7 separate regions of the Mus musculus genome follow, and regions 1, 2, 3, 5, 6 and 7 are each linked to region 4. The links are chromatin loops, found by intact Hi-C in ENCODE. Cell type or tissue: heart. All regions are shown on one strand. Region 1 holds the start of 4921504E06Rik (RIKEN cDNA 4921504E06 gene). Region 2 has its middle 36 kb from the start of Gm24670. Region 3 holds the start of Enkur (enkurin, TRPC channel interacting protein). Region 4 holds the start of Otud1 (OTU domain containing 1). Region 5 has its middle 32 kb from the start of Gm39764. Region 6 holds the start of Bmi1 (Bmi1 polycomb ring finger oncogene). Region 7 holds the start of Skida1 (SKI/DACH domain containing 1).

Region 1 (4,000 bases), 100 kb before region 4:
AATCCAGAGTCCCTACTTTCACTACCTGTTCTCTCAGCAGGGAACATTTTGGCTCCAGATGCATGTGCCTGGTTCCTGCTGTTTCCTCTTAATGTCATCTCAGAGAAGCCTTTCCTGAGAGCCGTGGTGACTTGGGGGTGTGTACACATACACCAGTTTTCTGTGCTACCTTTGCTTCTGTTTCTTCTGTCACTTGTAAATGCTGTCTGACTCATTATGTGGTTACTGACTTAACTAGAATGTATCACTTCACCAAGGCTGACCTGAGTTTATGTGAACTACCTGGCCTAACCCAGCTAGATCAGATCCCTGGGTGTCAGCCAGTATCTAGCTTCTCCCATTCATATCAGAACTCCAACCTATTTCTCTAAGCCTTTGAGTGGAAAAAAAAATGTTATGGACATTAGTGGTTCCTTAGTTCAATCAACGTGTGCTAGTAGCAATTGGCAGAGATCAGTTTGCCCCATGAGTCTGGCTGGAATGTTCTGTTGGGTACTTATTCCACTGCAGAATGTCAAGGAATCCAGGAGAGAAAGGGGCTCTTAGGAACAGATTAGACACAGCATTCCACTGTTGTCTGCCAAGAGCTGCCTGTGATATGTGCTTTTGACAGTTTTATCAAAGGTCTGTGGGTACCCTGACTTGGTTTGGCCAGCAAACCTATTAATGACTAGTTGGGGTAGAGAAGTGGAGTTCAGCAGGACTGGGTACTGGTTCAGGCCCACCATTGGGCTGGTCTAGCTATAGTCAGTCCCTTCCCCTGCTCCCTGTCCTGTCCCTGCTCCCTCTTCTCTCTCTCTTCCCCAGTGTGGGGTTTGCCTGGAATCAATAGCCTGGCTCCCTGAGGTCTCTACTTAAGGAATGGCATCACGTGGCAGTTAATCTAAGGCTATGTGCTTACTGCTTTGAAAGAGTGTTTTAAGAAAAAAAAATTCCCCATAAATGTTGACTCTACATTATCCAAATAAAAAAAGGGCTGAAGCCAAATGAGAGAGAGAGAGAGAGAGAGAGAGAGAGAGAGAGAGAGAGAGAACCTAAGGACCATGAAATAATGATTCCATTGACTGCCTGGCAAAGGCATATGGCTTGTTGTCTTTATATATTTGGCGGTGCTCCAGTTCTAGGAAAATCCATGTCAACGTCCTATTTTCCAAAAATGATGGCCTCCGGAGGTGAGATCAAGAGAGATGAATAGGTAATGAAGTGGGAGCCTCATAAATGGGGCTGTTCCCTTAAAAAGAGCCCAGGTGGAGGATAGAGAGTGGAGAAGTCAGGAGATGGCTCCCCCGCTGATCCCACTAGGGGAGGATGCAGTAAGAACGGGTTGCTTACAAGAAAGGACCGTCAGACATCAAATCAGTGCCCAGTTCTTGGACTCCAAGCCTCCAGAATCTCAAAAGAAATCTGTGTTTAAATCGGGAGTCTATGGGATCTTCTTTAAGCAACCTCATACCATTTCTGTATGGCTCTTTTCTAGACTGTACCTCGGTGAAATATTTAACAGGCCCTGTGGTCTATGGAGTAGGCACAATTAGCTACTGTCCTGTTTCCCAGATGAGCTAATAAGAGGCATAGGACCCGGTGAGAAGTCAGACGAAATTAGAACCCAGACCTGAGTCTGAGCTTTTAGCCTGTGGTTTACTTAAGAAATCAAAGGCGACGAGGCTGTGGAGAACAGGTGACCAGCTCTGAAGCGCGTGCAAGTAGCGGGCAGGTCACCTGGAATGGAATTTGAATTGCTCAATAGCCCCCTCGAGGGTCTGGAGAATCTTCCTGCATCCACGTGTCTTCGTCCATTCTTCAGTCTCAGTCTCAGCCTCCGCCATGCTCCCAACTGCTCGCTTGGAGTTCAGAGAATCTGAGTCCCAAAGCCAGAGTCCGTTGCCATGGCGACTCCCAGAGAAACCGGAGACCGGGGTGGGGGTGGGGTTGGAGGGGTGAGGATCAGGGGCGGGGCGGAGAGCGGGCGGGGGTGGAGTGGGTGAGGTGTAGGGCGGGCTCCGGAAGTGCTCCTCTGTCTCGCCAGGCCACCTGCCCCACCAGACATAAGCCTTGCGACAAAGAGCCTTCTCGGACGCCCACAAGCCAACCCGTTCCTAAATGTCTCTAGGCAAAGCTGCACCCTGTAAATAACTCTGCTGCGGCCCACTACGCCTCCGGACCCTTTCTGCTTCCTTCTCCTCCAAGGCTCTGAGCTCAGCCTCCTTTCTGGTTGGACTCTGCATTTGGGAAACTGAAGTTTCCTACGTCAACGCTCCTCCCACGTGCCTGTCAGATCTGCAGCTTGCTTGGCTCTCTCTTTTGCTTGGCCTCCTACCAAGTGTCACTCACTCTCTGCGGAGATGGAAACTAGTGACCCCATCCAATAGCTATCTCACGATATAAAGAGGCCTGGGCTTGTCAGCAATACCACAGGAGAGCAGGTGGCCTGATAAAATACTGACACCTGTCACTTGAATACACACACACACACACACACACACACACACACACACACACACACACAGGAGTGTTGCTGAGTGAAGATTTTCTTTGCAGAGATTAAACAGGCCTACATCCTTATTTAACATAAAGGACAGAATGTAAGGCATGGCATTTTACACAATATCGTGTAGTGGAATTCAATTCACTATCTACCATTATTAAGAGAAGCTATTTTAAGCGGTAAAACTACCATTTATTCTTAACTGTGTGCCAATTATTGACAAGGGACCTAAGCTTGGGGTATCATCGCTTTTAGAACTAAGTATTTTTCATCTTCATTTCACTATATTGTCTGTAAGGATATATTTATATTTATGTATATATATATATATGAATGTGTGTGTATGATGCATATGATATATGTGTATGTGTAGAGTGTATGTGTATATATATATGTGTATATGTATACTGACTCTCTCTCTCTCTATATATATATATGTATATATATATATATTCCTAATTAGCTGGATATTAGGAGTAGGAAACAGGGAAAGAAATTCACTGTAGCGATCACTGTCTTTAAACATTTAAGGCTATTATGTGCCTGCATACAGTGCCCTGGGAGATGAGAAGAAGGAAATGGAGCTGGAGTTTCACATGGTTCTTATCTGACTTGTGGTGACTGGGAACCATATTCCCTAGCCTTCTGTAAGAGCAACAATTGAAGGCATTTGTTGATCAGGCTGCATAATTACACCATCCCCCAGAAACAAGAAGCACACATACATTTTTATTGGAGCCTTGCAACAGCCCATCCAGGAGATTCCAGTTTCAGCATCCAGGGCATTAAGGAAAGAGGACCACAAGTTTGAAACTAACAACGTGACATTTCTTTTCTTGTCAGCCACCTGTGTTTTATCTCTGAGTGTTCTAGCTCAAATCACTGTTCATGTCAGACCAACATCCCACCTACCCCAAGGAGTCCTGGCACTGTCAGAGTCTTTGTCAGATTGAAGCCAGTCTTCTTTCATCAGATGTAGAAATCATTGGTGGCTTTTAGTGGAGAAGGCTCATGGACTCAAAGATAGACATTAAAAATGTGTTAATTCACTTTTGAATATTGGTCTCATTTATTTATAATTATCAAGATTCTGTTTTTATTTTTTTATTACAATAAGCAAACACTGAACAACAAACCTTGCTCTTACATTTTTGGTTGTAAACCTAGCCTTTAACGGCTGAGCCATCTCTCCAGCCCAATAAATCTTTCTTAACAGGCATAAACTGCAATGTGGGAAGAGCTCAAAGCCCTTATAATACACAGACTCCAGCCAGCCTATTAAAAGAGTGTCTTCCTTTTTCCCAAACCACCCCTGAGCAATGTAACTGCAGCATCCAAAGTTTCCAGCTTTCTAAAAGTTGAACAGCTCAAAAGCTAGAACAACCCTTCTCTTTCTCAGTCCACAGGATGGATGGCACAACTTGTGCACATGAGTATATAAATACACCATGGCTTCCTATGAAAATGTCACCTGCCAATTAGCAAGAATGATTGCACCGCAGATTAAGTAGCAGG
Region 2 (4,000 bases), 69 kb after region 4:
ACTGGGAATTGAACCTAGGTCCTCTGAAAGAGCAAGCAGTGATCTTAACTGCTGCTCCATCTCGCCAACAGCTCTGTTAGCTTTGTTCTACAGCCCACAGACTGGTCTACCTAGCAATGTTGCCACCCATAAAGGGATGGGCCCTCCCAAATCAATCACCAATCAAGATGATATCATAAAGACGTGACCAATCTTACGTGGGTAATCACTCAACTGCGACTCTCTCAGCTGCCTCTGGGCCGTGTGAAGTTGATAGATGAAGCTGACTAGTTCAGTCATGATTTGGGTGGGAAGTGTGCACTACAGGCTCATGGCTGAATGTTCCCTCTGGAGACTAGGTAGGAAACGTTGGGAGCCAGGGCCTAATGGCGGCATCTCCTCAGACAGCTGGTTCTCCTTTCCTTCCTGCTCTTCTTCCTTCCACCATGAAGTGGGACATGCATCTGATGCTTCATCTGCCACAGTCAATGAAGCCGGAAAAATGGATAGAGAACTTTGAAATCATGAGGGAAAATAAGTTGTTCATGTTGTTTTGGTCAATAGGACAGAAAGTCTACTACCACCATCTCCTTTCTCTGTGAGTCTGCTCTGTCTTGCACATCTGCATGGTTGCATCTGTTTGTAAACCTAGTCACTAAGACATGATGGGATGTCTGGGCCTCAAAATCCCTAAAGGGTTCTGAGAAAATAGGTCCACTCAAAAGTTGTTCTTTCTCTGGCTGCAGACTTCCATATGTCTCCCACCTAAGCGCAGTGGGCTGGGACAGTGTAAGGGGTACGGTTTCATTAGTTACTTATCTCTAGCTGATGGTGCACTCTGGACCAGCAAGCTTTGCCCCGGACTTATCCTGTAACCCTCTTTTATGATTCCTGAGGGTGGTCTTGATTTTTAAGAATCCCCTCTTCTGACATCCACAAGGCTACTCTAGATCTGAGAGGCCTGAAGTGGCTACTGCCATGTAGGCAGCTGAGGTTTATGCTAGGGCTGAAATCATCTACAGTCTCACTAGGTTTACAATTTTCTCTTCTTAATGGCTGAAAGAATGAAGAGTGTTTCTTCTCTCCCGGGGCTTTTATTCCCCTCTGTGAAGCTGAGATGGTCTGATGAACATCGCCAGTCACTGAGGACGTGCTGTTTTAGGACTGATAGTGAATTCCAGGACAGTTTGTTCTTCCAGCTCCAAACCTGCCCTGCCCAGCCACGCCCGTCCGTGTCTTGAGATAGTGTTTTGGTTGTAATCTTCCTCTGTCCCCACCTCTACATTATAGTTTTTATCTTCTTCATAGGTGTTTATCTTATTCACATCTAATCTAGGTTATTTTACAAATGTTCTGGAAAAATGGAAAACAATATGCCAAATATTTGTTTAGTTATTAATTTGATACCAGGGACATGGACAGGAGTTGCTCCGGCTTTGACCCCACACTCACACAGCTCAGCATAAATGTCAGATCCACAGTATCAACAGAATGTTACGAGCTGCAGGTGCCCATGAGAGGTGCTGCTCTCCTACCCTGGGAAATATGTTTCTGATGTAGAGGGAGGAAACCCTTCCCACCCTATGTACTCTTTGGGACCTAGAAGGATAAAGGACAGCCAGAGAGTCACCTGCAAATACCGTCTCTCATACCCCTTCAGCCTGTAATATTCAACATGCCAACATGGCGTAATTTGAGTTAGAGCATCCTGGACTCCATGAATCCATTTCTGAAAGGATGTGAGGATAATATCAGTAGCTATAAACTTGATAATGGTTCCCCCCCTGATTCTTTAGAGCAAAGATCATTTGTACCTGTTGTCTACTGTAATTCGGTCTTTGGGTTTTCAGAGAGAATTCATCTTGCTGTGATTACGTTGTTTTAACAATGGGGAAAATCTAAGTGAAAATAAGGGTGTGTGAAATTGCTGGGGACTCAGATTTGGAAAGCAAACTGGCCAAGAGGGCGAGAGGAGCAGTGGCTCCCTCTAGCGGCAAAGCTATGGAAGCGCTTTGAGGTTGGGCCCGTGCCTAGTTTGCCGAGCAAAAAAGGGAATGTTTTCTTCAGGAAAGAGCAGAATCCTGGGTGTGGTCTGGGAATTGGAAACTTCTGATGTTTCCACAATGACATTTGTTTTGCGACCTGATAGCTTTAGAACACCCGGTTCCCAAAGCTAACAGGCAAGATTGCAGGGATGTCTAGGGTACTATGGCATTTGTTTCTCTATTAACGTAAGCTTACACACACATACATACATACATACATACATACATACATACATACACACATACATACATACACACACATACATACACACATACATACACACGCATACATATACACATACATACACATACATGCACATACATACATACACACATATACACATATACATACATATATACACACATTTATAGATACATACACATACATACATACACACATACATACATACACACATACATACACACATACATACATACACATACATACATACATACATACATACACACATACACACATACACACATACACACATACATACATACACATAATACACACACACACACAATGACAAATATGGAATGTTGGTTTCTTTAAAAAACACATTATTATAAGAATGTGCTTTTACTTGAATCGTAGGCATGGGGCTGTGGGGTTGCTTCAGACTGTCCACAGCTGACTATGATTTGTCTGATGCTCTAGCAGAGGCATGGTTTTGCCAGTTGCAGGTTGATTCTGCGATTATATGACATTTGGAATTCTGGAAACTTTTCAAAGAGGATGTAAATGCTAGGGCCTCAAAAGGTGGGGTTGGCGTTGTTGGTCCTTCATGGGGGCTGTTTGTGGTTTGTTAGTCATTGTTCTCAAAGAAGAAACAAAAGAAAAGAAATTAAATTTAGGGATCTCTCTCTCTCTCTCTCTCTCTCTCTCTCTCTCTCTTATCTAATGATAGGGAATGAACCCAAGGGTGGAGAAACAAAGGATAGGAAAAAGAAGATCTCATAGCAAAGCGATAACACACACACCCCAATAACTATATACATATACACATATATATGAACTCATGACCATACATGAGCATGTGAATTCTTTCTGAAGAGTAGTTTTAAGGTCACAGGAAAATTGAGCAGCAGAGACTGAGATATTACATTTCTCTCATAGACCTCTTAATTTCTAGTACCCTACACCATAGGGTCACATTGTTATATTAGAGTTTGCTTTATAAATGTGTGTGTGTAAAGGGGATATATGCACACATTTGTGCACATATACACATTTCCACACATGGAGGCCAAAAGATGGCATTGGATTCCCCTGAGCTGCTAGTACAGGTGTTTGCAGGTGCCTGGCTTGCTACATATGTTCTGGGATTCAAACTCTACTTCTCATGGTTGGACACCAATCAGACTTAACCAACCGAGCAATCCTAGCCCTGGAATTTCCTCTTCACACTATGAAATTGAACAAGTGCTTAATGACATCTATCCATCATTACAGAATTGTACTTCCTTAATTTTACTTCCTTAAAACTCCCTGTCTTAGCCTATCCATTTCCCCTCATGGATCGCTTTCCCTTTCCACATTTTAGTTAGAAAAGTGTTCAGCCTCTTGGATTGGCTCGTTTCACGTAGTAAGATGCTTTTACCTCTTACGTTTAAAACATGGATTGAGAGGTCTTCTTGTTTTCCTTTTTAATGCTGAATATTATTATTCCATTCTTCAGCTATTCCACAGTTCGTCAATATACACACATAAGGACATCCCATTACTTACAAGTTTTAATGATTATGCATAAAATTGCTATAAAAAGCTGTGTGCAGTTGTGTAGGCATGATTGTTCTGTTCCTTTGAGTAAGTACTGAGGAAGATGCTTGCTTGCTTGCTTGCCTTAGTTTTTTTTTTGAGTATTGGTCTTTTGTTGTTGTTGTTGTTGTTGTTGTTGTTGTTGTTTTGTTGTTGTTATTTTTGGCTTTTTTTTGAGACAGGGTTTATCTATGTATCAGCCCTGGCTGTCCTG
Region 3 (4,000 bases), 1.5 Mb after region 4:
ACATCCAAACTCAGTATTCCATAGAAGGCAGTTTCTTCCAGTGTGCTACAGAGAGGAGGAAGTTTATCTTCAACAGTACATAGGAATTTTGGACCAAAAGTTGATTCAGCTACAAGTAATGTGAGCATTGCAAACTCCACACCGGTGTCAGCATTTTCATTCCTCCCCAGAGATGCCCAGCTGATAAGCAAGGGAAATACAATATCATGATTGCTCTGATATAAGCTGCCTATTCAGTTTGAGTTAAAATGGAAGGACCTACACTTTGCTGTTACCACTCCACGTCATAAAAAATTGGCCATTACATTTGGAAGGAACCTCCGAATGTCTACTTCACTTATTTTCAAATCAGAAAACAAGTGCAAATTGATTGTAGACCTCCACAATAATAATAACTGGTAACTCTTGATTTTTTTTTTTCTTGGTTGTTTGGTTTTAGAGACAGGGTCTGTCTTTGTAGCCCATGCTAGCCTTGAACTCAGATTCTCCCCATCAGCATCCTGGGTGCCGCAACAGGCATGCGCACCTGAGTGCTGGTTCTTTTAAAGTGGCTGTGACTTTCTTAAGTCAAAAGACAAAGGTAAATAACAGAAATCACCAACTCCTAGGAGGCATGGGACTGCCCTCTTCTCTCAGACTTCAATACAGTTTACAAAATACCTATATGGCCAAGTATCTGGGACATTTATTTTGAAGTTTCCTTTTTCAGATTTGGAGATTTTCAGAAATATAACAAACACATAAGAATTTCCTTCAGTTATATATTTTGGAATTTCCATCCATCCAACTGTACCCCTTTCATTAAACCACAAGATCTGTAAAAATCCTAGACATACTCTCTAGTCCATCATTTTTGTTAAACCAATTGAAATACTGAGGCCTAGAAACAAATGAGAATTCAATTTAGACACAAATTACGGGAGGCAAAAGAGTGCCTAAGTCAAATACAACATTGAGTTCCTAAATTAAACATCAGATTTCCTAAAACGGACGGATAAAACAGATTTTTCCCCCTCTTTTCAACGACATGGAATTTCACATTATACACAGCACCTAAAACCAAATTAATAATTGCATATTAGTGGGGGGCTATGATCATAAAATGGACGTCTGACAACACTAGCTCACTTTTTTTTTTTCTCTGTGAAATATGAAACGCTATTTAGATTTGTCCACCTGGTCTTAAGAAGTTGCGACCCAAGATTAAATGTAAAAGTCAGCCCCGTAAGTCTTTAAAAGAGGTCAACGATCTTCCTCTGGGCTGAAGTCATCGCTTTTGCTTACCCACATACCTAGGATGCTGGGGCGGCTCCTTCAAGTCACTGGGTATGAGGTTATAAATACTCTCGGAAGTGCAGGGTGAGTCCATGGCCACCAAGGAATTCCTTAACAAGTACTCAGCTTTTTGGCTCACTTTCCCACTGTCTCAACTCCTTCTCTCACCGCCTTTTTCTTTTCTTACTTTCTTATCAAAGAACTAAAATTTCTCTTTCGTGTAATTTCCCTTTGACCCTTTCGTAACAGTCCCTTTTTCAGGAAGAAAATAATTCTGCTCCGAGTCTGTTTAGCGTTGTTGACCACGTGGTTGCTAAGGAAACAGTTGCTAGGAGACGGGGCAACCTGGCTTTTATCTGATTCCTTTTTTGTAACCTCTTCTGTCTGAGAAAAACGTAAGGAAAAAGACGTTCCTGCGTCTTTGGAAAAGACGACATGAAAACATTGTCCCCCCCCCCCGCACCCAAACATTTTGTGGTTTTCCTCGGTACATCTGGAAAGAAAAATTCTACAATAGGGAGCAGGACAGACACGCACGCGTCACATAATAGTTTCCAACATTCAGGCCGCGCCCCTGCGGAGGTGGAGCGATCGACGGGGAAGGGGAGGAGCCTCGGGGTAATGGGCGGGGCGTCTGGGTTACGTGGTTGGCCTAGTGGCGCAGCGCGCAGTCAGCGCAGGCGCAGAAGCAGCAGCTTGGGGCGGGCTTGCCGGCTGAGGTTGCCAGGCGGTGCCGAAGGCGCTTCCCTTTCTCCCTTTCTCTCTTTCCTCTTCTTTGGGTGGTTTTCTTGGTGAGTTAATGGAGGAGGAATGGAAAGCCAGCGAGAGTTGTTACCCTAGCATCCCCCCTTCCGTCGTGCCCCATCAGGCCTCTCTTTGCCATCCACCTGTCGCACCGGACCCTGCGGCGGGCCCTGCGGTGCTCTGTCTCCACGGTGCGTGCGCGAGCGCTACCCGGCGCCAGGAGGACCAGCCTTTGGAAGAGGGCCTCGAATTTTGCCCAGGTTTCAGCCCTTGACTCCCTTTTTGACATGTTTTTGTTTTTTTCCTCTCCGAGAAGTGCTTATATTTCGTTTGAGCTGTTTGATCTCCCGTTCATGCATATGCACTTGTGATTGCACTCTCATTTGAAAGCCTTCACCCAGTCACATCCTTTGGCCCTGGGATTTGGGAGGAAATTTCGTGGGTCTAAATCCACTTGGCAGTTGCCCTGCCAGGGAAGTCAGGTGCATCAGTTCTTCAATTCTCACTGCCTGGTGGCTGGGTTAAATGGCCTGGTGGCTTAGTGAACTTTTCAGTCCTCACTTGGAAGGCCTCGCTCAATGCAAGTCGTGATTGGAGGCTTCTGCTAAATTTTATTCGATAAGAATAAAGAAACAATTTAGTTTCCCGTTTTTCGGTTTGATAGAATTTATCTATTTTTTTTCTGGGCAGCCCACGGTTCAGATGAATAATCTTTTGGGGTGGGGTGATGTGTTTCCTTATTTCACAGCAGATTGGGTTTCTTTAAAAACATTCCATAGATTAAGGGGTGGATAGGGAGCACCAATTTTTGCTTTTGAAAAAAAATGATTTCTCTGCTGCTTTTTACTTAACATGTAAAGAGAAAAACTTCCTTGTTGGATATATGCTCCTGTGCATGTTAACTGTTGAATCGTGAATTCATAGAATGTAAACAGTATTAACCAACTTGATAGCCATTAGCCAAGGCATATACCTTCCTGACCTCAGGATAGAACCCAAGGATTCAGGTATTTGAGGCCAGTAGTCGGAACCAGGTTGACAACCCAAGGCATGTTCTAATTAGAAGCAGCTGATACGTGAAAAGGGGTGTAAGAATGCAGCTTTCACTAAAGGGGAACGACATAAAGTTAGCAGACATTATTCATGGATTCTGTATGTCAGTGTCTCATTTGTTCAAGTTTATTCATAATTCTTCAATACTTAGCCACACATTATTAGTAATTTATGGACGTAGGCATGGCAGTGAAAATTTGGAAGCGTGGTATGTGATGTTTCCAGCTGAAGTGAGGCCAGCTGTGTTTTGTCTTGTGTGGGGTTTCAGTAACATATATCCTTTCTATATTCTGCAAAACATGCCACATGCTTTGCATTCTTATGGTTTCAGTGGCCACTTAAAGTGATCCCTAAACTGAGTACTCAGGTAGTAGTCCAAAGTATGACGAGACTGGTGTGTATACAGAGAAAGCAGGTATGTTAAGATGAGCTTCATTCAGGAATGAGTTAAGAGTGCTGCTGGCTTCATTCCTATTAATTAATGAGCAGCATATATATGTGTATATATATTAATATATTCATTGGAAAAAGTATTGTGACTAAAGGCTCATGGGAACCCAACCCAGCGTCTCACTTAGGAATTCATAGTGGCCACGCTCACCAGTTCATGGGTGGTGGGAGTGACCCTAACTACATAAACTACATAACTACATAAAGGAGAATACAGTGAAGACTCGGATTACAGGTAAACGGGCAGCAGTGGAGGATTAGTCCATCTTCTTCTGTCTTTTAATTAGCTCAACTAAGACTTGGCCAGAGAGGCTCCAAAGTTATTTTTATGGCTGAATATTACAAAACAAACTTTAGTATGTAGTTTAAGACAGAATTGGAAGGATATTCTTTTATTTGCCATTTGTCATCGCACTTGCCTGCCTTTTGCTAGTCTAATGAGCCCATTTACTGTGAAATTGTATGGATGCAGAATTTA
Region 4 (4,000 bases):
TGTTCCAACTCAAGTTCGGCCATCCTTCTTCAGTAAGGCAGCTAAAAGTGCCAAATTAATGAAGGAAAAGAAAGCCACAAGAAAAAGAAAAGGAGATTTATTCAATGTGGCCACATCGGAAAGTGGGACACAGAGATCTTACTAATCCACAAATTCTGCCTTGGAGTTGGGTTTCCTGAGGATGAGGTTCAAATACAAAACAAAAGCTCTGCCTAACTAAACACTGGCAAATGTGGTCCCCAATCCATTCCTTTCTCAGCTCCAAATCTCTCCTGAAAGGTCATTTCCAGAAGATAAGTTTCTTCTCTGGATGTCCCCAGGGATTCAGCCGGTTTTTTTTTTTTTTTCCCTCCCAGCAGGAGATAGATCCCTAGGAGGAATTCTAATGTGTGTGCAGGCATATGTGCCTATCAGTGTACGGAGGCGGGGTGGGGGTGGGGGGAGAGGTGTCCATTTTTTTTTTTCCCAATGGGGTAAATAACAGGGTTAGTATATCTGTTTAGTATACACCCATTCCAGTCTTGATAGGCGGGTTACACCAACCCTTCCCTGAGCAACCGCTGGCCAAACTCCATTGCTGAACCTGCTGGCCTGCCTTTTCCAGTCCTAACTTAAAAGGGCATGGCTTTTTTTTCTTTTTTTCTTTTTTTCTTTTTTTTCCCCCCCTTCCCTTCTCTGGCCACCTGCCAAGATTAGCAGATTGCCTACCCTCTCAAACTCTAGTAAAATTGCCCCCCCCCCGAGCTTCCTTTTGAACATTTTAAATTTATTTGATTAAGGAGACTAAGAACCCCCAACGAGAGACCCTAGTAACAAGCATAAATTATGTTCCAAGCAGAATGGTGGCGCGCAGGTAGTACAACCTGCAGGCTGTTTTTCCATACCAAGAAGTAGTCTCCAATTCAATCTGTATATCTGGAAACTAAATTTAAAATTGGATTGAAACTCAGAATAAGGCAAAAGCTACTGTTACTGCAAGTAGGTACCAATTTGATAACACTCTGGCTTTCCGTTGCAGAGGAAGCACAGTTCAGTCTGTTATTTCATTTTGCTGTGCTGTTCCAGAAAACAGGTTGTGTGCCTCTTGCCTCAAAGTTTAACAGTCGCGATCTACTTTCAAAAGGCTTTAAGGCGGCATGTTATTTGGTATTCCAAGGAAGGCTGTTGAAAAGCCTTCCTTTCGCCCTTGCATTTCCTAGGTGACTTAAGTTAGCAGTGCAGGAACGTCTATTTTTGCTTAGCGGGGCAGCAAGACCGTGTAGACCAGACCCAAACACGTTAACTGGAGGAAACGACTCAAGAAGTTGAATGCCATTGGCCCTGAAGGTAGAGCTCAGTCCCTAGTCCGGAAGTGTTTTAGAAAAACGTTATTCCAACCTATTTGTTTGCCCCAGCAACGCTGGTCCCGCCACAGCGTCACACAGCAGGACAGCCGCATAGCCCACAGATCTGCTTCCCAGGTACCAGGCAGCCAGCAACCGTAGTCAGGTTGGGAGCGCACTCAATGCGCATGTCCGTAGTCCAGCCCCCGCCTCGCCCTCCCCGGCCACGCCCATGAGGTCTCCGCTGGAGGGCGGGGCCGCCCCGCTTGAATGGGGCGCGCATTCCTGTGGGACCACGTGACGCGGCCGCGCGGCCTGAGGTAAACAAGCGCGGCCCCGCCTCCTACCATCCGCGCGCTGCACTCCTGCTTGCGGGCGGGCGGCGCTCGTCTGAGCGGGCAGCTCCTCCAACCGTCCCCAGCGGCCGGCGCGGGGCACAGCTGCGCCAGCGTCCTACGCCCGAGTCCCCGGCCGAGCGCGCGCCCTCCGGTGCCCTCGGACCGCCCGCGCGCTGTGGCGCAGCACGAATTGGGTCGCGGCCCGGGCGCTATTCGCGGCTCCTGACGCGGCGGCCCGCGGCGCTGAGCTCAGCGCTATTCTCGGGCTCCGGGGCACTGCGCCCGAGGGTGTGTCTCCAAGCCGGGCTCGCAGCTATAAGGGGCCGCGGGCGGCCGCGGCCATGCAGCTCTACAGCAGCGTGTGCACCCATTACCCTGCGGGCACGCCGGGGCCCACGGCCGCCGCCCCGCCTGCCACCGCCGCCGCCGCCTTCAAGGTCTCCTTGCAGTCAGCCAGCCCCGCCGCCGCGGCCCCGGAGCCGGATACCGGAGAGCGCCCACCCGCCGCGGCCACCGAACCACGCGAAGCCGCCGCCGCCGCTGCCATGCCCGCCTTCTCTGCCTGCTTCGAGCGGTCCGGGTCCGCCGCCGCCCCGCCGGGCGCGTGCAGCAAGCCGCCGCTGCCGCCGCACTTCACGTCCACGGCGCACATCGCCGTGCGGGCCCTGGGCGCCGAGCGCCTCCTGCTGCCGCCACCCTCAGCCCCCTCGCCGCCGCGTCGCGGTTCCTCTGCCTGGCTGCTGGAAGAGCTGCTCCGGCCCGACGAGCCCGCGGCCCCGAACGCCGTCCGCGACGCTCCGGACAGGAACTTCCGACTGAGCGAGCACCGCCAGGCCCTGGCAGCCTCCCAGCACCGGGCCCCTGCACCGGCCCCCGTCGGCCCGGAGCCCGGCGCCGGCCCGGGCTCCGGCCCGTGGGGTGAAGAGCGCCGGGCGGAGCGCAGTTCCCGGGGTTGGGACCGGGCGAGCGGTCGCAGCGACGCCTCCGGGTCTGACGCGCTCCGACGGCAAGATCCCGAAGCCGAGGCTCACCCGGTTCCGGCACCCGCTCGGAGCAGCGGCGAGCCGGCCCAGAACGGCGAAGGCGAAGCCGTAGGCACGTCCCGGGCGGATCCCAGGGACGAGAAGCTAGCCCTGTACCTGGCCGAGGTGGAGAGGCAGGACAAGTACCTGAGGCAGAGAAACAAGTACCGATTCCACATCATCCCCGACGGCAACTGCCTCTACCGAGCTGTCAGCAAGACTGTGTACGGGGACCAGAGCCTGCACCGGGAGCTGAGGGAGCAGACCGTGCACTACATCGCGGACCACCTGGACCACTTCAGCCCACTCATTGAGGGCGACGTGGGGGAGTTTATTATCGCTGCTGCCCAAGATGGGGCGTGGGCCGGATATCCCGAATTGCTGGCCATGGGGCAGATGCTGAATGTGAATATACACTTAACTACTGGAGGGAGGCTGGAGAGCCCCACCGTGTCTACCATGATCCACTATCTGGGCCCAGAGGATTCTCTACGGCCCAGTATTTGGCTCAGTTGGCTCAGCAATGGACACTATGATGCTGTTTTTGACCACTCCTATCCTAACCCAGAGTATGACAATTGGTGCAAGCAAACCCAGATACAGAAAAAACGCGATGAAGAACTTGCCAAGTCCATGGCCATATCCCTGTCCAAAATGTATATTGAACAAAATGCATGCTCTTGAAAAGTCTGAGGACCTGACAAGTTGGGGGAAATGGCGCGTGTCAGTTGTGTTGGGAGAACCACACGAACTCTAATTAGGGTAATGGCACTTTTCACTTTCCTAGTAGACTGACTTTAGGTGTAATGCCTTAATCAGTTTTTGAATGTCCTCTCAGAGCCGCAGGTTGCTGGGCACCTGAATGATGTTTCCTGATAGCTTTGGGTGAGCCTACTGCTATTTAAAATTTGCTGTATAAAGTGAGTGCTACTTAATTTGCAAGCTGATGTCTCACGGTATGAATTTGTTCATTCCTGGTAGTCTATTTTCTATAAAAATGTATTTTTGCACATTTTTAAAAATGGGTGTACTTTCATCTATTGCCTTGTTCCAATTTCGAGAAATGGCTTTTAAGCAGAATCCAGAGAAGTGCTTTCTATGAAGTTTATTTCAGTTTGTGATTTAGTAACTAGTTTATTGTTGGAATATTTCACAATTCTTAATTATTTCAAATGGATATTGACACATTATGTTACCAGATGATTAGCCCATTCCATTTTGATGAAAAAAACCTATTGGGGAGGGGGGGAGAGAAGATGTTATTTTTTTAAGAAATGGTTCATTTTGAAGAAGTTAAGGAAGGGATAGCTTTGGGACG
Region 5 (4,000 bases), 56 kb before region 4:
TTTGCCTCATGCTGGAGAGAAAGCAGAGAGAACAAGGAACTAGGAACCGTGTACAACTTCAAAAATGTGCCAACACTCACCTAGCTCATCTAAATAGGCCCTACCTCCTGTGGTTTTCATCATCTCCCTAAAACCAGTTGAGAACCAAACGTGCTCAACACATGAGCTGTCAGGGAAATTTCATATTCAAATTATAACACATTTATTATAAAACATATTGCAAAACTTGCAAAAAATACAGATAAGTATCCATGGCCAGAGACAGGTAGAACTTGGCCTGTAGGCTGGCAACTCCGTGATCTTCTCTGGGCCCGCCACTCTGCTAGCTTTTCACATGTTCAAATGGAAGCTCCTTGAATCTTACTGTCCAAGCATTTTTAGGGAGGTCAGTCTCTAGTGCTTCAGCTCTCTTTCCTCAAGATTGCTGTATGGTGCTCAAGTGGCTCTTTAATGTCATGGTTGCTTGGCCTTTCTGGAGACTTAGCCTCATCCTAATGCTTATTCTAGACCCCACCTTCCCAAAAACACTCAGGAGCACCAATTGCAAAGTGATCCAAAGACTTTGGATTAGTCAGTATTCTCTAGAGAAACAGAACCAATAGGATAAACACACACACACACACACACACACACACACACACACACATTTGTTAAATCAATTTACATTAAAATAGTAACAATGGTTATCTCACACCAAGAAGCTGAGAACCCTGTAATTCTTTAGGCCCTAAGGCTAGGTGTCTCAGTAGTTCCAAACTGACACAGAAAACATGGAAGTTTCCTGGAGATGGAAGCCTGGAAATGCTGGTTATAGTATCAGCAAAGGAATCAGCAGCAGCAGCAACACCAGGAAAAACAAACATGGCACCAAGGCTAAGTAGGCAGAGAGAAAGCCCAGTGATTTTCCTTCTGCCATGCACTCTTTTTATCTGAGCTGCTACCAGAAGATGCACTTGGGCTCCCACTTGGAGTCTTGCCATATCGATGAAAGCAATCAGGATGGTTTTCTGGGTGACGTTCCTGCTCAGGGAATTCCAATTTGTTTTAGCAAATTGTTTCAAGAACCAGCCATTACAGCAATAGATGCTTTCGAGCAAGCTTGTCACTCAGGGAGTTTCAAGAGAGTTCAGAGTTCCGTGTTGGGAACTGAGGCAAAGGCTGATCCTGTTTCAAACTGTATCGCAGTTGGTGTATGTGTGTGGTTGATTTTGTTTTCATTGGTTGGGAGGCTGCTTTGATTCCACTTATACTGTGGGCAGATTTTATCTTTTTGACTTGAGTCTTCATATGTAAGATGCTGACAATTACACTAAACCAAACCACCACACATGGTGGCACGTAGAAGTCTAATGGTACAAGCAGTCACATTTGAGGTTAAAAAACAATATGATAAAAGAACTGATATAAAAACTTCACATGCTCACTGAAGTTTCTGGAGCTTGCTTGCAGCTGTGCTCATCTCTTCTTCACAGAGCACTTTTTGAAGGGCACTAAGTTGACAGACACATAGACACCTGCTGTCTGCCTCTTCCCAGGCAGCTGACAGATGTATGAAGTCCAAGCAATGTGAGCACACACTGACATCAGAGTTGGACTTGGATTGGTACAGTTGGGATAGATAAAGTGCTTGTGACACTTACTCTTGCTTTTCTCCTTCTTCATCCAAGGGATTATTTAATACTCTGTTTGCACATTTAGCACATACTTGACTCTAATAATAACCCTGGACCTGAATCATCTTCCTCTCTGGCTATTACACGGAGTCCTCAGCTGCTTCCATGACTTGTGTGCCTGGCTTTTGGTGGTATCTGGAAACCTCAGAAAATGTGCAGAGTGACCAAGGATGTTAATTTTAGCTATCCATGACGTGAGCAACCTTCTATTTGTCTGGATTGATCTGCCTTTAAAATATGTGGTGTGATGATGAAGGAAATGTCACTATATACAAATGTGGTTAAATGCTCTCCTGTAAGATATACATTCTGTCTGAGAGTGTAGCACCAGACTAGAGTCTGTGTTTAATAAGTATGCATGACCTTGGTTCAGTTCTCATCAATAATAACAATAACAGTAATAATGAGTATCAATACTTGCTACATCCACTCCAGTAGTAACAAGCACGACAGGCCCCGAAAACCTGGGCACTGTTCCCAGGTGAAAAGTTCATGGAAATTTATTCTCCTGGAACCGTGGCATCCTGTATAAAGAATGCTCCAATGTCCTTGCTTTAGTTGGTAAACGAATCTGTGTGCTTTCCTTTAATATTGCTTTATTACAAGTGCTCCTCTGGGCAGTGGTGGCGCACACCTTTAATCTCAGAACTCGGGAGGCAGAGGCAGGCGGATTTCTGAGTTCGAGGCCAGCCTGGTCTACAGAGTGAGTTCCAGGACAGCCAGGGCTATACAGAGAAACCCTGTACAAAAAACAAAAAAACAAAAAAAAAATGAGTGCTCCTAAGGATTGATATTTTGACATACAGCTAAGTTAGATTCTAGGCAGTCCCAGATCCGACCTTGGGCATGGATAGCTAAGTCACTGCCCTACACAGAAATTTACCATTATCTAGGAAGAAGGAAGTTTGTGACCTAAAGAGGAACCAGAGTAGATACTTAGAACTATAGATAGCTGAGTTACACCCATACACAGGTATTTACAATGGCCTAGGGGGAAGGTGGACTATACAATAGACTAGAATAGGATCTATGGCAAGGGCAAGAAGCCCTTGCCCCTGGCTTCTAAGATTAAGTGGACCTTAGGTGGAGCTGTTTTTGAGTCCAGTTGTTAACATTGAATTTTATCCCAGTTGGTTCCTGCCAGTTCTTTCCTGTTCGCATTCCTCTGTTTTGTGTAAGAATCCACAAAGAATCTTTGTACCTTGTCACCCAACTTCCCTATTTTCTTCTGTATAAAAAGTTTGTTGCAAGTTTGTACAACCACTCTGAAATCAGTCTGGCGGTTCCTCAGAAAATTGGACACAGTACTACCAGAGGATCCCGCAATACCTCTCCTGGACATATATCTAGAAGATGTTCCAACTGATAATAGGAACACATGTTCCACTATGTTCATAGAAGCCTTATTTATAATAGCCAGAAGCTGGAAAGAACCCAGATGTCCCTCAACAGAAGAATAGATACAGAAAATGTGGTACATTTACACAATGGAGTACTACTCAACTATTAAAAATAATGAATTTATGAAATTCCTAGGCAAATGGATGGACCTGGAGGGTATCATCCTGAGTGAGGTAACCCAATCACAAAAGAACTCACATGATATGTACTCGCTGAGAAGTGGATATTAGCCCAGAAACTTAGAATACTGTCTTAGACAGGGTTTCTATTCCTGCACAAACATCATGACCAAGAAGCAAGTTGGGGAGGAAAGGGTTTATTCAGCTTACACTTCCAAATTGATGTTCATCACCAAGGAAGTCAGGACTGGAACTCAAGCAGGTCAGAAAACAAGAGCTGATGCAGAGGCCATGGAGGGATGTTCATTACTGGCTGCCTTTCCCTGGCTTGCTCAGCCTGCTCTCTTATAGAACCAAGATTACCAGCCCAGAGATGGTCCCACCCATGAGGGGCCTTTCCCCCTTGATCACTAATTGAGAAAATGCCTTACAGTTGGATATCATGGAGGCATTTCCTCAACTGAAGCTCTTTTCTCTGTGATATCTCCAGCTGTGTCAATTTGACACAAAACTAGCCAGTACAAATACCCAAGATATAAGTTGCAAAACATGAAACTCAAGAAGAACGAAGACCAAAGTGTGGTCACTTTACCCTTTCTTAGAATTGGGAACAAAACATCTATGGAAGGAGTTACAGAGACAAAGTTTGGAGCTGAGATAAAGGATGGACCATCTAGAGACTGCCACACCCGGGGATCCATCCCATAATCAGCCTCCAACCGCAGACACCATTGCATATGCCAGCAAGATTTTGCTGAAAGGACCCTGATATAGTTGTCTCTTGTGAGGCTATGCCGTTGCCTGCCA
Region 6 (4,000 bases), 980 kb before region 4:
CTTTTGAACTTGAAGATGAGGTTCAACAGTCTTTAAGTTCAGAGTGGAATGAAACGAGTTAAGAAGAGAAAGACACCATTGAGAAAATCCTGAAAGTTTTTCTGTAGATACTACAAAATTATCATTGTCTTTCAGTATAGGCAGATCTCTCCCTCATATAACTGATGTTTCTTGGCGCTTGGAGTACCAGATAAAGGTAAAGATAACAAGCTTTTCTGTAGAGGGAGTTAGAGGAACTTTTTTTTTAAAAAGGTTAGAGTTAAAGACTGATGTTTTGTGTTGTTTTAGACCAACCAACTTCATAAGATGTACCGACCTGGATATTTGGTGACCTTAAATGTAGAGGTATGTATAGATCCTTGTCTAAAAATTATGTGTAATAAAAATTTTCATTTCCTTTATATAAACAAACATTTTTTTCTTCCATAGAACAATGATTCCCAATCCTACCCAGAGATTAATTTTAGTTGCAACATGGAACAGTTACAGGTACAGTATTAGGACCTTTAAATGTTTCTTTCAGTGGGCATTTGAGAACTGTTATGGAGACTTTATAATATTCCCAGCATCAGGTAATGAAGGTTGGTTTAGGTTTTAATGGCAAAGAGAGAATGGAAAGCAGAAATTTAACATAGATTTCACTTTTAAAAGTAACATAGTAACATCCCCAGTAGCCTGCATTTACTGGTGCCCCTAATTGAAAAATAACTTTAAAGTTTGAGTTCAGCACACTTTCTTTCATTCCATCATGCATCTGACTCATAAAACTGAGCAAAAGTAAGAGATTGGAGAATGCCTTTCACAAATTAAACTTCCAAAGTTTTAAGCAGGAGTTTTAAATTACCCTATAAAGGGAAAGTTCACACAAGTTCTTAAAACTGTTAATATTTTCAGTGTAAAACTGAAGAAATTAAAGTCTTCGTTGATTGATGGATATGCTAACGAATTTCTTACCAATTAAATAAAATGAAGATCATTCCTGAAAATTTGAATGAAATTAAATGTTCCAAAGACATCTGTAGTCACTTTAGAGTAAATATTAGCGAAACTTTAAACAGAAAATGTGTGTGAATCATAACCTTCCTTAGAGAAGTTGAGAGATAATTTAGATATTCTCAGCCTGCAAAAATTCTGTTAGAAATTCCCTTTTAACTAGAACTTGAATACCTGATTGGAGGACCAGATCCAGCAGAAGAAGCGCTTCTTTTCCAAAGGGCTTTGCGAGCTGTTGAGCTCCCGTGGACTCCTTAGGTGTTCTTCCTTCCGACTGTGTTCTTGCAGCTGCTTCAGAGTTGCTGCTTCCTCACTTGTATGCCCAAGTTGTGACATGATTGTACATCTTTTAGGACTTGGTGGGGAAACTTAAGGATGCTTCAAAAAGCCTGGAAAGAGCAACTCAGTTGTAATTTGGGGAGGCTGATGACCCCAGGAGCCTAGAGGAAAACCAGACGCGCCTTGTCTCCTGCTGGACCATCGTTCGCGCGAGCTGGATGTCATTTTCAGTGGAAAAAGAGCTAGCACCCTTTTGAAGTGATGCCAACCATCAATTTTGACACTTTTTTTACACATGTGAAATGGTTAAGAGGGAGACTCTTAAGCATCTGGATTTTCAGTATTACTCTTGCGTTCCTTCTATCTTGAGCGTCTTCAAGCCCTATTAAAGTATCGTACCCTGAATAAATACGGTGGTATTCCCACAAGAAGGGCGGCATTCTGTTTGGAGTTTGTGTGTGACTTTGACGACTGAGTGTGCCAAGCACATCTGCCCTGCGTGGGCTCGGACGCCTGCCTTGCCCCAGGTTAAGTGTTTCGGGAAAGGTGTGCGGCCGGGCCGTGCTCGCTGCCCGGCCCGCCCGTTACCTGCGCCCGGCCCGCCCGACCCCGCGAGCGGAGCCAGCCCGGCCGCTGCCCGCGCGCGCCTCTTCCCGGCCGCCAGCGGGCGGGGCGGCCGCTGTTGTTTCCGCGGGCCCGATCCGGCGCAGGTTCGGCAGGGCCGAGCCGGGGCAGCGGCCGGGCGCCCCCGGCGGCGGGCCCCGCGGACGTGTGCGCCAGAAGCAGGAGACATGGTGGGGGGCGGGGCGGCGTGCGGGGCCGAGCGGGCCGCGCCGGGAGAGCGGCGTGTGGCGCTGTGGAGAAATGCCTCCGTCGCGGCCCCGGCGCGCTGCGCGGGGAGGGGAGGGGGCTGGGCGCGCGGCTCGCGGCGCGCTGCGAGGGGAGGGGGCGGCCACGGGCCCGACTACACCGACACTAATTCCCAGGCCGCCCTTAAGGAATGAGGGGAGCACGTGACCCGGCGGGGGGCGGGGGAGGGGGCGGGCGGACTCCGAGCCATTTTGGAGCCGGTGTCAGTTTCCACTCTGCCTTCAGCCGTGCATTTTTTTCCACCCTCCCCTCCCCCTCCTGGTCCTCCCTCCCCTCCCCCGCCACCCGGCCCGCAAGCACACTCGGCGCCCCCCGCCCGCCCGCCAGCCCGCCTCCCCCACGCGAGTCTGAAATCATAATCGTAGTATTAAAGGCAGAGATCGGGAGAGACAATGGGGAGGTTGGCGAGGGAGCCCCGCGCAGGCTTAGCAACACCTCCCGGCCCCGCAGAATAATACGGCTCGGCCCCTCTGCGCGCCCTCCCCCGAGCGCGGCCGGGAGGCGGCGGCTGCGCCGAGGAGGAGGAGAGGCCCCGAGGAGGCGGCGGCGGAGGCCGCGCGGAGGCGGAGGAGGCCGCGCGGGAGGAGGAGGCCGCAGCGCGCGAGCAGGAGGCCGGCGGGGGAGCGGCATGAGCGGAGCGCGGCGGCCGTGGCTGCTCTCGGCCGCGCTCGGTGCCCATTGACAGCGGCGGCGGCGGCTCGCTCCAAGATGGCCGCTTGGCTCGCATTCATTTTATGCTGAACGACTTTTAACTTTCATTGTCTTTTCCGCCCGCTCAGATCGCCTCGCGCCGGCCGCTCTTTCCGGGTACGTAGGAGGCGAGGCGCCGACGGGCCGTGGCCGGGGACTGGTGGGGGTCGGGGCGGCGTGGAGGGGGGGGGGCGGAGGCGCTGACAGCGTGGGCAACCGGCCCGCGCCCCGCGCCCGCGCCCGCGCGCCCGCCGCCTCCCGCGGCGCCGGACGCCCCGCAGCCCGCACCAGCGCCGCCTGACCGCGCTCCAGCCGCTCCGGCCGCCGCCCGCGCCCGGCCGCGCCGCGCCGCCCCACGTTTTAGTTCCCCGCTCCCCCGAGCGCCCCTCGGCACCCTCGCGCCGCACATGGTCCCCGAGAGCGGCACTTGTGTCTCCAGCCTGCGCGGCTCCCGCGGCCGCTGCGCCCTTTGTTGAGAGGTAGACTTTGCTGAAACGGGGACGGGATCCCGAGATCGGGCGCTGCCTGGGTCCAGTGGCTTCCCTCCTCTCCCGAAGAAAGGGCTCTGGAGGTCTTTGAACCTCCAGGGAACGCCCCCATTTTATAGGGATGGGTACTGTGGGGAACAGCGATCCCGACGAGGTGGGTGTTAGGCTGGGGGGAGCCCCGACAAAAATGTTATTAACTTAAGTTGGAGGGACACTTGTGTGAAATTGGATGGCTGGTAAGATGGCGGTTCCCAGTTGTTTCCAAGGTCTTGTGCATTTGTGTTGGAAAGGGTAAAGTTTTCAAGGTGGTATTTGTTGGGAGTCGAGGACAGGGGTTCCATACGTACTTGGGGCGAGCTCTCAAGGAGGTGGGCATTTAAAATTTGAGCTTTGTTTTGGAGTGAAGCCGGTGACTGTACGTTAGCCTTGCTGAGCGCCCTTTCTCTCTCCACTCTCACCCCTCCTTTTTTCTTCTTTTCTCTCGAAGACACTACAACTTTCCCCTTTGCTGTGGGATGAGCTGAGACTTAGGTCCATTGCATTTTATAGATTTTGCTAAATGTCAGAATAGGTCATGAAGTAAGGGGATGGATGCTTCGGAGAAGGAGCACTAACGCGTTGATTGCTTATGTTTACGTAGTCATTTGGACTTGACAGCGCTGGAGCATGATCGTTTCCCC
Region 7 (4,000 bases), 1.6 Mb before region 4:
ACTCCAAAAGGGGTGTAACACCATTAATGGACTTGGTACAAGCCATCCTGTGCAGTTTACAACAAAAGGAAGGTAATATGGTTCGAGAAAATATCTTCCAAAACATTTTTTTATGAATTAAATTTCCTGAATTTGTGACTAGGTGGAAGAGGTATTGCAGAACCGCCCAGCTGCCATTTCCATATAGGATGGGCCTTGTGAGGAGGTTGGGAATCCTTAGTGGTGTTTAAGGAATACGCTGGCCACAAATCCCCATCCTTCCCAATAATGAGTGAAGGTGGACAAGGAAAATTTGCCATGAAATTAAATGGCCTTTTCACTGCTGATGCTACATTGCTGGCTACCTTTTTGCGTCTGTTTAAAACTGTAAAGTCATCCAGTGTTCCTTCATGTGTCTCAGTTTTACCTGTAGGACGAGGGCTTCTAGCTGATTTCAAATTTGGTTTGACTGGAGGTGTCTGAAGGACTGGTCGTTTGCCCAGTACTAGTGTCCGGTAATTTTTTCTCACCCTGGCACCAAATTTATATTCCCCATCCTCAGGTTTTGGAGATCCTAAAGTGCATGAGAGGCCCTGACTCTGAGCCAGTGGATTTAAGGAAGGCGTTTCTTTCTCAGGGCATGCAAAACCTTCCTTGGCTGTGGGTACCAAGGCGTCCTCCTCCTTCTTCTCAGTCATATTGTAAAACTCACCCTCGGCATCATTGCACTCCCACTTTAGCTTATTTGTAATAAGCTCAGGTTCATATTCTTCATTAGCACTACTGTCTTCTACTTTGATTTTAATATTGTGCAGAAATGGCAATGTCTTGTCACCTGTACCAGTGCAGAGACTCTCAGCTTTAGTTGCTGCTGCTGCTGCTGCTGCTGCTGTTGCTGTATCCACTCTGGGATCACTTTGAAGAGAGGGTAAATCCGTAGCAAATTCAGGACAATGAGGGATTTTGGAATCTTTTCCTGAATTTGCTGTTGTTCCACACGAATCATTATTTAAGAACCTAGCAGCTATTGTGCTGTTTTCTGCACAGTGTGTAGTAGGAGTTGCTTGTAGGCATTTCCTAGCCTCTCGGAGTATTCTTTGTTGTGGAAATACATTGTTTGTCTTTGGGCTAGGTGAAGAGGCCCCCTCTGCATGGCAGTTAATTGTCAGGTCAGTTCTCTTTACAGTACTGGATATTTCAGAGTGTGGGAATGTAATCTCAGATACCCTATCGTTTCTTATCTCTGGGAAACAACTCCCCAAGCTGGCCGGGCAGTACACCGGAGTCCCTTTGGGAGCCCAGCTCTGCAGACTCCACTCCTCTGGTGACTCGGCTTTGACACTACTCTTGAGGTCGGGAAGTCGGCCGGCATCCTCGAAAGCAGCGGGTTTGGTTGCAGCGGCGGCGGAGGCCAGATGGTACAAGAAGTTGGCCTGCGCCTGCACGCTGGGAGGCTTGCAGAAGCTGGTGCGCCTGAAACGGATGCTCTGCACTGACACTTGGCTGGACCCGGAGCTGGAGTCTGACTCGGTGGAAGAATCCTCCTCCTCCGAGCTGATTTCACTGGAATCCGAGGCCCCGCTGCCCCCCTCTTCCTCCTCCTCCTCTTCCTCCTCCTCCTCTCCTTCCTCCTCCTCTTCCTCTGAGGACACCGAGTTGCTGGAGCTGGACAAACTGGAGCCAAAATCCGAGTCATTGGCTGCATGGTCGGAGTAGGAGCTGGACTCGGAGTCGCTGCTACAACTCTCGGGAAAGCTTCCTAGATGGGGTTGCGGCCGGTGGTGATGAGAGGGGTGGTGACTCGGCGTTGGCTGCTGGGCTCGGTGGTGATGGTGATGATGATGGTGGTGATGGTGATGGTGGTGGTGGGGAGGCGGGCAGAAGCTGTTGACCAGATGAAACCTCTCCAAGCAAGTGGCCCCGGCCGCCGCCGCCGCAGCAGCAGCCGCCGCTGCTGCCGCCGCCGCCGCCTTGGCTTTGTAGGATCTGGGCAGCAGCAGCAGGCGCCGGGCTCCGGCGTGAGGCGGGAGCAGGCAGTTCTTGGCGCCCCCGCGCTTGCGCTTGCAGCGGTAAGTCAGGCTCACTGGGCCTCCCGCGCCGGTCGCCGCCTTGGGCTGAGGCCCGGCAGTCTGGTAGTAGGCGGCGGCGGCGGCGGCAGCAGCAGCGGCGGCGGCGGCGGCGGCGGCTGCAGCCGGGTGCTTGCTGCACAGCAGGCTCCGAAAATAAGCGGGGTCCGAGTGGAAGGCGACGTAGTTTCCCTGGAGCTGGGCAGTTTCATAGTTTAAAGAGGATTTGCAAGGCGAGCGAACGATCTCCGGGTAGTGGGAGCCCGGGTATTTGCTAAAAATCTGAGGTAGATGGGCGGCGGGGCGCGCGGCGGCGGCGCCCGGACGCTGGGACTGCGCGCTGATTGGCAGGGGCCGCGCGGCTCCGCTCAGGCCCCGCCAAAGTTGGTGCTTGTCCTTCCAAAAAGCCGGGCGGGGGCTGGCGGCGGCGGCGCGCTCTGGCGGCGGCGCCTTTGTGGCCAGGGCCCGACCGACTCTCCTTCGCTTGGTCTTGAGCACACGCTCGGTTTTGCAGGATGTGTAGAGCGCTTCTACGTCTTCCCGGGAGATGAGCGTGCATTTGGCCGCGTGGAAGGCGATACTGTTGATTGCTTTGAGTTTCCGCAACTCCTCCAGATCGCAGTGGTGCTTTTTCACTTTCAGATGATCCATGCGCTTGTGCACGGTCGTCCTCGGGATGTTTTTCAGCAGATCTGTGAAGACTTGGGAGAGAGCAAACATTTGCTTCCCTTTAATGATGAGGTAGCCGAGCCTCACGCCATCCACCTCTTCGAAACCTGACTTCAGGTCTCCCATCTCGGGCACTAAATGATCCCCACCATTTGCAGTAAATATATACGTGACGCATACATACACATGTATGTATGTTAATCCTCCGCCAGATGCTGCGTGTGTCTCAAGGCATCCTGCTAATAAAATAACAAAGACTGTTATTCCCGGCGAAGGGAGTGCCAAACTCTAGGCGAATTACTGGGGGGTTGGGGGGGGGGAAGAAAAACCCCAAGAAATTACACTGACTTGATTCTCGCTTTTTTTTTTTTTTTTTTTTTTTTTGGTTTTCGTTTTTTTAAAAAAGAGGGAAAAGACCATCCGGTTTCAGCTCTGCCAGTGTGTTGGTCTGAGTCCTCGATGCGGATCAGTACCTGGGCCCCGCTACTCCTTCCTTCTCCATTGGAGCACTATGATAATGGAATGTGAAGGGAGAAAGAGAAAAGAAATGCAGCTGCTATTCCCGCCGCTGCTTTAGCTACAAATAAAATGACAGAGTGAAGTGAGCTCGTCCGGAGACACCTTCATCAATTAATTCCCCTAAAGCCAACGCTGATTGGACACTCCTGACAGGTGATGCAATAAAAATTGATATTCCACCCCTTCCCCCCAAAATCTCCTACTAATTAGCATACCCTTATACTGCCACCTCCCCTCCCAAAGTAAATAATACAGCCGGTATATAAATCTTTCCATTAAACTATCGGAGCTCAGAAACAGCCTGACTCACAGACTTCATCAGAAGCAGTGTATGTACGAGAGAGAGAGAGAGAGAGAGAGAGAGAGAGAGAGAGAGAGAGAGAGAGAGAGAGAGAGAGAACCGTATATTCCCCTTTAAAGAAATACTGCCTATTTTTGCTTTATTTGCATTTTACCGATACAGCTATTATCGTTTCAAAGGAAAGCATTTAAAAAACATTATCAAGCTCAAATAGATATACCCCACCCTTCTTTTCTTTGGAAAATGAAGCTTAAGGGAAAACGTGCAGAATAGCCTGGTATTTCCCTTCTGGGAGTGGAGGAGACTGGCTGGGAGCTCTAAAGTTAAACCCTGAGGTGACCCAGCCCAGTACAGACTTACGTTGGCAATTTCTCTCGAGTCCCCCCACCCCCCATGCCTTTTACAACCAGAAACAAAGTTATTTGACCAAGAAAGCAGTTCGAGGCTCCACCTCAGGAACATGTAA

Evidence for each region. A loop is a pair of places that touch in the nucleus more often than their neighbours do. Peaks named below come from ENCODE experiments on the same cell type or tissue, not always from the same donor. Only the 100,000 strongest peaks of a DNase experiment are listed, where the experiment ranks them.
Region 1: a loop joins it to region 4, with 5 times the contacts of the local background. A loop is called at or near these places in 14 of 42 quality-filtered maps.
Region 2: it touches region 4 in a loop (5-fold over the local background); 7 of 42 quality-filtered maps call a loop at or near these places.
Region 3: it touches region 4 in a loop (4-fold over the local background); 2 of 42 quality-filtered maps call a loop at or near these places.
Region 5: a loop joins it to region 4, with 2.0 times the contacts of the local background. A loop is called at or near these places in 9 of 42 quality-filtered maps.
Region 6: a loop joins it to region 4, with 4 times the contacts of the local background. A loop is called at or near these places in 3 of 42 quality-filtered maps.
Region 7: a loop joins it to region 4, with 9 times the contacts of the local background. A loop is called at or near these places in 3 of 42 quality-filtered maps.

What each region holds. Positions count from the first base shown.
Region 1 is chr2:19,552,055-19,556,054 of GRCm38, forward strand. It overlaps 4921504E06Rik (RIKEN cDNA 4921504E06 gene), which reads right to left and starts at 1,856. Exons shown (of 17, transcript NM_027600.4): 1 at 1,720-1,856. The coding sequence starts at 1,826. In heart, no CTCF peak of the experiment used is centred here; DNase peaks (open chromatin) are centred at 1,977 and 2,067; H3K4me3 peaks cover 1,268 bases; H3K27ac peaks cover 2,674 bases.
Region 2 is chr2:19,725,127-19,729,126 of GRCm38, forward strand. No RefSeq gene overlaps it. Among named protein-coding and RNA genes, the nearest start is that of Gm24670, 36 kb to the left of the region's middle. In heart, a CTCF peak has its summit at 1,970 (motif pointing left); a DNase peak (open chromatin) is centred at 2,005.
Region 3 is chr2:21,203,780-21,207,779 of GRCm38, forward strand. Enkur (enkurin, TRPC channel interacting protein) reads right to left here and starts at 1,586. Exons shown (of 5, transcript NM_027728.2): 1 at 1,293-1,586. The coding sequence starts at 1,369. It overlaps Thnsl1 (threonine synthase-like 1 (bacterial)), which reads left to right and starts at 1,945. Exons shown (of 3, transcript NM_177588.2): 1 at 1,945-2,066. In heart, a CTCF peak has its summit at 2,254; DNase peaks (open chromatin) are centred at 1,342 and 1,972; H3K4me3 peaks cover 1,704 bases; H3K27ac peaks cover 1,518 bases.
Region 4 is chr2:19,656,061-19,660,060 of GRCm38, forward strand. It overlaps Otud1 (OTU domain containing 1), which reads left to right and starts at 1,671. Exons shown (of 1, transcript NM_027715.2): 1 at 1,671-4,000. The coding sequence starts at 2,002. The coding sequence ends at 3,366. It overlaps Gm3230 (predicted gene 3230), which reads right to left and starts at 1,837. Exons shown (of 1, transcript NR_033642.1): 1 at 1-1,837. In heart, CTCF peaks have their summits at 1,731 and 2,362; DNase peaks (open chromatin) are centred at 1,591, 2,671 and 2,931; H3K4me3 peaks cover 3,518 bases; H3K27ac peaks cover 2,767 bases.
Region 5 is chr2:19,600,053-19,604,052 of GRCm38, forward strand. No RefSeq gene overlaps it. Among named protein-coding and RNA genes, the nearest start is that of Gm39764, 32 kb to the left of the region's middle. In heart, no CTCF peak of the experiment used is centred here; no DNase peak of the experiment used is centred here.
Region 6 is chr2:18,674,521-18,678,520 of GRCm38, forward strand. It overlaps Commd3 (COMM domain containing 3), which reads left to right. Exons shown (of 8, transcript NM_147778.4): 5 at 136-196; 6 at 289-345; 7 at 430-489; 8 at 1,347-1,711. The coding sequence ends at 1,406. It overlaps Bmi1 (Bmi1 polycomb ring finger oncogene), which reads left to right and starts at 2,498. Exons shown (of 10, transcript NM_007552.4): 1 at 2,498-2,949. In heart, a CTCF peak has its summit at 2,041; DNase peaks (open chromatin) are centred at 2,231, 2,611 and 3,441; H3K4me3 peaks cover 2,829 bases; H3K27ac peaks cover 2,303 bases.
Region 7 is chr2:18,045,500-18,049,499 of GRCm38, forward strand. Skida1 (SKI/DACH domain containing 1) reads right to left here and starts at 2,950. Exons shown (of 1, transcript NM_028317.3): 1 at 1-2,950. The coding sequence starts at 2,840. The coding sequence ends at 111. In heart, no CTCF peak of the experiment used is centred here; DNase peaks (open chromatin) are centred at 1,572, 2,422 and 3,292; H3K4me3 peaks cover 4,000 bases; H3K27ac peaks cover 4,000 bases.